Linked DNA regions of Homo sapiens: region 1 is linked to region 2. The links are chromatin contacts, found by Hi-C in ENCODE. All regions are on one chromosome and are shown on one strand. The core of a region is the stretch at or near the end of the contact, and the rest is flanking DNA. Distances in the headings are between cores, read along the strand shown.

Evidence for each region. Hi-C counts contacts between places; a loop is a spot of excess contacts on that map. Pooled maps may share reads with other maps.
Region 1: a pooled map shows a loop between it and region 2 (2.1-fold over the local background). The contact joins two enhancer-like sites. A Hi-C loop is called at or near these places in 2 of 50 pooled maps.

What each region holds. Positions count from the first base shown.
Region 1 is chr1:206,953,974-206,958,067 of GRCh38, forward strand. It overlaps FCAMR (Fc alpha and mu receptor), which reads right to left. Exons shown (of 8, transcript NM_001170631.2): 8 at 3,994-4,094. Among named protein-coding and RNA genes, the nearest start is that of PIGR, 9.6 kb to the left of the region's middle. Within about 2 kb of position 1,683, at least 7 of the 41 ENCODE cell types and tissues checked have a DNase peak (open chromatin) inside an H3K27ac peak, as active enhancers do.
Region 2 is chr1:206,561,802-206,565,936 of GRCh38, forward strand. All of the region lies in intron 2 of RASSF5 (Ras association domain family member 5), which reads left to right. LOC124904494 (a long non-coding RNA gene) reads left to right here. Exons shown (of 2, transcript XR_007066831.1): 2 at 1-593. Among named protein-coding and RNA genes, the nearest start is that of EIF2D, 49 kb to the right of the region's middle. Within about 2 kb of position 1,375, at least 9 of the 41 ENCODE cell types and tissues checked have a DNase peak (open chromatin) inside an H3K27ac peak, as active enhancers do.

The DNA.
Region 1 (4,094 bases), core at 433-2,932, 390 kb after region 2:
CCCAGGCTGGTCTCAAGCGCCTGGCATCAAGTGATCCTCCTGCCTCACGCTCCCACAGTGCTGGGTTTACAGGCATGAGCCACGGTGCCTGGCTTCAATCAATGTCTTTGATGCAATGCATCCAGGAGGCAAACAGTGGTCTGCAGGCCAGGGGCATTGGCACTGGTGATCACCACATGCCTGTAGAGGTGCAGCATGGGGTTCTCTCCTAAGGCTGCCGCTTCTCTGCTGCCCACATGGGTTTCAGCTGGCCCCTTAGAGAGTAGGCAGTAGGATGACAGCTCATCATACTGCTGACAGTGAAGGGAGCAGGCTGGCCCGGGAAGGCCAGCACCTGTAAACCAAGCTGTGTCACTGTATGAAAAATGAAGAGCTTGGTGGTGCTGGACCCTGAATGCAGGGTTTGTTTCTTTCTGAGTAGAATCTCCATTCTCCATTCCACATTAGTCATGCTTTCAGCTCTGGGATATCTGTACCAGGTGAGCACAATCAAATAACCTGTGTCTACTTGGCTGCAGTGCGTTATGGGTCTCTCTGTGGAGGTATCTTCCCCTAGGGCCTGACTGAGGCTGTTATTAAACTGATTTTTTATGTCTCAGACCACAGTGGGCTATTGGAGGAGAGGAAGAAACCTCCAACGTATTAGCAGAGAGCTCTCAAAAGTTGGCTTAGAGTCATGCATTTGCCCCGAGTAAGCTGAGACAGATGGACATCCCCACAAATAAAGATCTGAGCTCCTTTTATACATATGTCAGCAAGGACCTCAGGGCTGGTGCCTGAATTTTTAGCTCTAGTTCCGGCTCTCTGAACTTTTTTTTTTAATGCCTCATTAGGCCAGGGTTGTAATAAACTAGTTAGGTGACTAAAGAGAACCAATTCCTGGAAATGATTATGAAACCTTCCATGCACGAGCCTAAGAAAAAGAGAGAGAGAAAGACAGAGAGAGGGAGAGAGAGAGAGAGAGAGAGAGAAAGAAAGAAAGAAGCAAACCTTTAGAGCTTTACACAGGAAGGGACCTGACCAGATACTCAGACTATACATCCAAGCAAGGGGGAAGGCAGGGGACACAAAGATCGAGAATGCAGCTGTGGAGGTGAGGTGCTTTGCATGAAGTCCCAGTGTGCCCTTTCCTGAGTAGTGTAACTTAACTTCTCTGGTCCTCAGATTTCCCATCTATGAAATGGGAATGATCACACCTACCTTACAGAAATGTTACCGTAACTGTGATACACAATGTGAAAACACCTAGGATAGTGCCTGCTGTGCAGAAACACGTTAACAAGCAGTAGCAGCGTTAGTAAGTAACAGTGTAAAGTGAACTGCAGAAATGCACCCGAACCTGAGAATCTGCTTGATCTTGTGAAAATCAATGGTCTCCCTGCATCCTCGATTAGATTCTAATCCTAAGTTAGAAATCCCCAGGGAGGCTTCCCTGATTCTGGCCTAGGGATAGATGTTTGCCTGCCCCTCATCTCAGTGGTATAGGCATCATGCTAGCCGGAGGTATAAGATGAAAAACAACAGCACTGACAATACCAAGTGGTGGAGGTGGCCTCCTCTGCCAGTTTGGCCTCTGGCCCTTTAAATCAACCCTCCTGACTACTCCATGGATCAGTTAGCCCATAAAGGAGAGCTGTGAACACTTGGGGCTTCCCCGCTTCTCTCCCTGAAAGTTCTTACTCAGATCTTATCTCTGCCCCCTCCAAACTCTTGGCCCTGGGACTCTAATCTGGCCCTGCCCTGGCCTTTTGAACTCTTACCAGCTCCACCTCTGGTGGAGCTTAACTTTCCCTATAACGGCCTCCCTGCTAGAAACGCTCCTGGCTCTAGCCACGTGGCCAACACTCTTGCTGGGCTGGTTGTCTCCTCCCTCCCCTTCTTCCCCCAAGATGGGGTAGTCAGACAGAACATTCTAGCTGCTGAATTCCACAATGAAAGTATTAGAGCCGTTTGGAGGAAGGAGAGGTCCTGGAGAAAGGTGGTCAGGGAAGCCCTTGAGGAAGAATAGGATCTGATCTCCAGATCCGAGTGGGAACAAAAGAGTCCTGTACAATTTCATGGCTTAGTCCAGGGACTGGCAGATTCTGGCTCAAGGGCCAAATCCAGCCTCCCTCCTGTTTTGGGAAATAAAGTTTTGTTGGAACACAGCTGCGGTCATTTGTTTCTCGATTGCCTGGCTGCTTTTGTGCTGCAACGGCAGAACTGAGTAGTTGCCATAGAGACTGTATGGCCTGCAAAGCCTAAAATGTTTACCATGTGGCCCTTTACTGAAGAGTTGGCCAACCCCGGGTTTAGTGCATCAGGCTTCCCCAAACAGTGATGTGAGGAACTCCAGCCCCTTGGGACTGCTTCAATCAAACACAATAATCCAACACATCTGGGAAACACACATTATGTCCCCATCCCGAGGTGTGAAAACCCAGGGTGTTTCACAATACACCTCCATATAGCAAAGGCTCCAAAAGATCCTGCATAGAAGAATGTTTGTGGTTTCCCAGCATTTCCAAAACTTCATTAATCTACCAAACCTCCTTTTCCTCAGAACACCTTTTCACATCCTGAGAATCTAGCATTAGAAACAGTCTGGGTGCTGGGCCCATCCCTGCCACAAATGAGAACCAATTCCTGGGAATGATCATGAAACCTTCCATGCACAAGCCTAAGAGAGAGAGAGAGAAAGAAGTGAGCCTTTAGAGCTTTACACAGGAAAGGACCTGACCAGATACCTAGATCATAAATCCAAGCAAGGGGCACGGCGATCCAGAACATAGCTGTGGAGGTGGGCTGCTCCGAGTGGCCTTTGCTGAAGTACACACCTTGCAGAGCCTGCTCCCTCATTGGTTGAATAGGATCCATGATGTCTGTCCTATCTCCGTTACAGGATTATTTGGGGCAGGTCATTGAGAAAGCGAACAGGAAAATAGTCTCGAGGGACGACTGTGGTATCCTTGATTTTTGACAGTGAGTTTTGCTTTGGTACAATGCTCAGCAATGGTGAAGTGAAAAAGGCCCTGAACCAAGGTCACGAGTTCTCTTTGCTAGTCCTCACAGTGCTATAACTAACTGGGTTAACTGGGTGACTTTAAACAAGCGCCCCCCACCTGTACCCTTAACCCTGTTGGGCCTCAAGTCCCTCTCTTCTAGAATGAGGATATTAGACTAATCTCTAAAGATCTGTTAGCTCTGAAATTCTGCGATTCCATGTGGTTAGATGTGTGCAATTTTCCTACTTATCCAAAACAACAGGTTTCTCTTATAAGCCATAAAACCGGCATCTCCTTGATTTTCTTTGTACAGTGTCTGTGTTCAGAACCAGATATAAGGGGGTATTACTGAAGGATTTCTGTGCTGCTGACAGCTTAGAAGGCAGGACTAAGCCTTCTGGAAATGTCTACCTGGCAATTCTCAACTCGATATTGGTGCCTATTTTTCCTTTCTGCCTCCACCGCTCAGGCTGTTCCATCCAACAATGGAGCCCAGACAGTTTGCCAGCGGATCTGGCAAAAGAAAATAGTGGATGTGATTCCTGGAAAGGCAGTGGGGCCTAGGGTGGAGCGAAAGTTCCCTGACAAGCATGAGGTGATGTAGTTACAGGGCAGAATCCACATAAAATTCCTCTCTTTTGTCTCCCACCTCACCCCCAAAAACCATTTTCCAGCTTCACCAACAGTCCTCCATATCGAGGATTTATAAGCAGCTGAACAAGAGGGCCTTTATGAAGAAAGCAAGAATCTACTGAAAATACCCTGCTCCTCCATGAATGTAGGAAAATCCCAGAAAATCTTGGCCGGGTCAAAAGGTCTACGGCACAATAAGCCTGGGTCCAAATGGGGCGGGATGATGTGAGGAATGGGTGTTTGCCCTTTTGATCTCAGCGGAGAAACCAGCTGCCTGTGGGGTCATCTAGGGGACTCCCAAAAGGAGGGGCAGAAGCCCAGGGGGACCCAGAGTTCTTGCAGAGGAAGGGTGCCTAGAGGCCACTGAGCCCCCAAGTCAATCAGACACAGGTATTTATTGGGGTCCTACTGAGTTGGAAGTTCTCTGGGGGCATCATGAGACAGATAAAATGCAATTACTGCCTTAAAGGAGCTTAG
Region 2 (4,135 bases), core at 125-2,624:
ATTACAGGCACCCACCACCACACCCAGCTAAGTTTTGTGTTTTTTTTTTTGAGTAGAGACAGGGTTTCACAATGTTGGCCAGGTCTTGAACTCCTGACCTCAGGTGAACCCCTACCTCGGCCTCCCAAGGTGCTGGGATTACAGGAGTGAGCCACCGCACCCGGCCTATAGTTAAATATTATACTTAAGTACATAGAAAACACACTCCCATGCCCCCATCTGCCTAGGCTTTCTTGGGTCTACAGTGACACCATTGAATTCTTTTTCTTCAAGGAAGATGCAAGAGGAAGAGGGTCCTGGAGGTCAGATCCTACACTGCTCCCTGTTCCCTGCCTGTAATTGTTCCATCTCCTCCTGCCTGGCCAGTCAGCTCCTCCCTGGACAGGATCCCTGTGGTACTCCAGGGGCACTAGCCAACCCCACAGCCCTGGGACAGTTGGGGAGGTCCCCATCTCTCTGCTAGCAGCAGGCACACCCAGGCCTCAGGCATGGCACCTGCCCCTCACCACCTCGGCATGAGAGAAAAGAAAAGATTACTAAAAATAAGTTAGCTCCAAATTTCAGCAATAAAAATAAAACTAGAATCTTTGGAACCACTGGCCCATTTGACTGTTTTTTATGTGCTGTCTCAAAGGCTTACATGGCCCAAGACTAGTCCCAGAAGAGATTTCAGACTGGCACAGCCTCCAGATAGCCTCATTTAGAGATGCCGTCCGAACTCCACACTCGTGGGATTCACTGCCCGCTGCCTCCTCTGGCCCTTCCCAGTATTGTCCGTCCTATAAGATCAGAACTCGCATCTCCTTCAGGTCCAACAACATCAAGTACTTGGTTACAAAAGCCAGTATTGGCCGGGCGTGGTGGCTCATGCCTGTAATCCCAGCACTTTGGGAGGCCGAGACGGGCGGATCACGAGGTCAGGAGATCCAGACCATCCTGGCTAACCTGGTGAAACCCCATCTCTACTGAAAAATAGAAAAAATTAGCCAGGCGTGGTGGCAGGCTAACTACTTGGGAGGCTGAGGCAGGAGAATGGTGTGAACCCGGGAGGCGGAGCTTGCAGTAAGCCAAGATCGTGCCACTGCACTCCAGCCTGGGCGACAGAACGAGTCTCTGTCTCAAAAAAAAAAAGCCAGTATTGACCAAATACTGCTTGGGTTGAATTGCTGCATCTTCTCTCTTGCATCCTGTACAATCAGGATGGACTAACTTGAAACAACCCCTGCTTTTCAGTCATTGAATATAATCAGAGGTTTATTTCCCCCTTTACTTAAAAAAGTTAGATTGGCAGGTGGGGATCAGGATAACACATGGGAAGCTTGTGGGCCAGACCCGGAAATGGTGGGTGTTTCTTGCAACCACGGGCCATTGGCTGGAACTCAGTCACGTGGCCACACCTAACCACAGGGGAGGTTGGGAAGTGAAGTACAGCTGTGAGCCCTGGTAGAAAAGGAAGCAGGTTGTGGTGAGCATTTAGCTGTCTCTGCCACACATGCCTCCTGCCACCGTTTCTGCGCCAGGCACCTGGGAAGCTCTGCTCATAACTGCTTGGTAAAGGACATGACCTGTTTCTTTGACCTTGTACCTCTCTCTCATCTGTCACTGAGGATATTCTGTTCTTGGGATTGGGTCCTGTCTCCCCCATCTAAACTGGAAATCTCTTGAGGACGGGTGCTTTTCCTCACTCAGCACTTCTCTGGTTTCTCTGTAGCATCTGAAACCTTCAGTGTTGCATCAAGGTGGCCTCAACCACCTGCACCAGAACTACTCTTTGAGAATGGAGTTTCAGGGGCCCTACTCCAGAGCTACTGGCTCCTGAATCTTTGGAGATGGGACCCTGGATTCTGCTTTTCTAATACTTTTCCCAGGTGATTCTCATATATGCTGCAATCTAGGAACCACCTGTTTAGGAAATATTTGGTAATTGACTGCTTACCCCAATTGGAATGCAAGAAGAGAATGTGTCACAGATTCCTAAGAGGTTCCTAGGCTGGAAACTGAAGTCTAGAGAGGGAAGAGGATTTGCCCCCAGTCACACAGCTCAGTAGAGACAGATTCAAGGAGTCAGGCCCCCTGGGTCCTGCTCAGAGCTTTCTCTGCTAGTCTCATCACCACAAGCTGAACTCTTATTTCAAGGCCCTTTGAGATCTTGATGGCACATGATGTAAGGGAAGACACACAGCACTAACTGTAAATGAAGTCCTCCCTTCCCATCCAGCTCAAGCCACTAAGAGGTTATGGCCAAGTCATTTCAATCATCAGACTCAGGTACTTCATCCTGTCCTTCTCAACAAACACCCTTGTCATGTGAGTGTCCTTATCTTCCCTGCTGAGAGTCCCTTGCCTCTTTGCATGGGAACAGACCCTTTTTACTAGTTTCTCATGGGCCTGGTAGGGATTCTAGATATTGGCTGCCAAGTTCTCTAAACCATAAGGACTTCCCCTAGGGAGGGGTCAGAGAGACGACCTCCTCCAGGACCACCTGGAACTCACCCAAGACATCCTTGTTCACACGCCGCTTAGTCCAGGCCATCCCTCACTCTCTGTTCTGGTTCCTCCCCTCCTGCCCTCCTTCTGTCTTCACAGGTTTAGATAGTTTATCCAGAATCAGCTTTTCCCTATAAAGCAATTTCACTTACAGTTTGGGACACATAATATCCACCCACCCAAGCAGTTTAGGGAGAAAAGAAGAAAGATTTTATGCCAGTATCAAACCTTGAATCCCAGGTCTTATTGCACACTGTCAGATCAGGCTTTGGATCCAACTCCCAGCCTAGGAGCTTGAAGGGGTCCTAGCTTGGGGACCTCGATTCTCTTCTCTTCTGCTCTTCACTTACCAGGTACCCCACACCTGTGTATCTTCTGGCTTTGGGAGCTCCCTGGGTGGGGAACTGAGACCTGTCCTGCAGGTCCTTGGTTTCTTCTTCTTCATGGTTTAGTCTACCTCAAAGAGCATGGGGTGGGGATCCAGACCTAGCCTGGCATATTTTCCAGAGACAAGAGGATGAGATAAAGTGCCACGAATCAGGAGCACTTGATTTCAGGGCCAGGAGGAAGAAAAGAGCTGCACTGACAGACAGCTTCAGGCTTGAATTGCTGAGCCTGTGGCTTCTGTTCACAGAAGGCTTCTGTCCTGGGGGCTCATCTCCCCTCTTCTCCCACAGCATCCCAGCTTTAGCTAATCACTCTCCAGCCTACATCCCTCGCCCCACCTCTCTTCCTAGCTCTAGAATGGCATTTTCTACAGCTTCCTGGAGGTCTCAGATACCTTAAATTTAGTATGTCCAGAACCAACTCATAACTCATTTATTTCTCTGTCTCTGCCCCACCCTCCTAGTCCCCCACCTTCAATACCTCAGGGGTCTTCACCTCTTCTATTCACCCCATCTGTCCCCGCAGTGCTGCAGAGGTCAGGCCTCTCCTCTCTGTCCCCGCCTCACCCTGTGTTGGCTGCTCATAGCCTCTCACTGAGATGCCCCAGTAAGTCAGTTACCCTGCAGTTTCAATCCTGTGTTTTCCCCTCTGTGTATCCTGCCTACAACTGCCAAGGGCTTATTTTTCCCATATCCCAAAATTTTCCCAGGTTCCCTTTCCTTCCGGAGTGAAGCCCATACTTGGTTCTCCCTCTTTAGTACAGCGTCCAAACTCTGCAGCACCTGGCCTCAGTCAGAATGTTGTGTTTTTAACTTTCCTATAGCACTGAGCACCACAGGTGGGGGACATAAAGATGGATGAGATGGGGTTTCTGTACTTGAAGGCCTTAGGGCCCCCAGCCCACATTGTGTAACAGACCCTAGCTGCTCCCCTTCCCCATCCATGAAGTGTTTGGATGGAGGCCCTTCCATATCCTAGTGGAAGATGCTCTCAGCAACTGCCTTGCAGCCACATGGCCTTTATCATGACATGGCAGCAACTCCTGAGACAGGGAGGATGGAGGGCCTGACTCCTAGAATCAAAGGGTTTGAACAGGAATTGCCCACGAGGGGCTGGGAACAGGCTGCCAGCAGACACAGTGACAGAGCTGCACCACCACTGAGGAGGATGGAGGGGGATTTACCTCACCTCTGAAAAGCAGAGCCTCCTGGAGCTGGAGGAGATGGTTAGGGGTTATCACAGCCATTCCTCTGTCCCCATG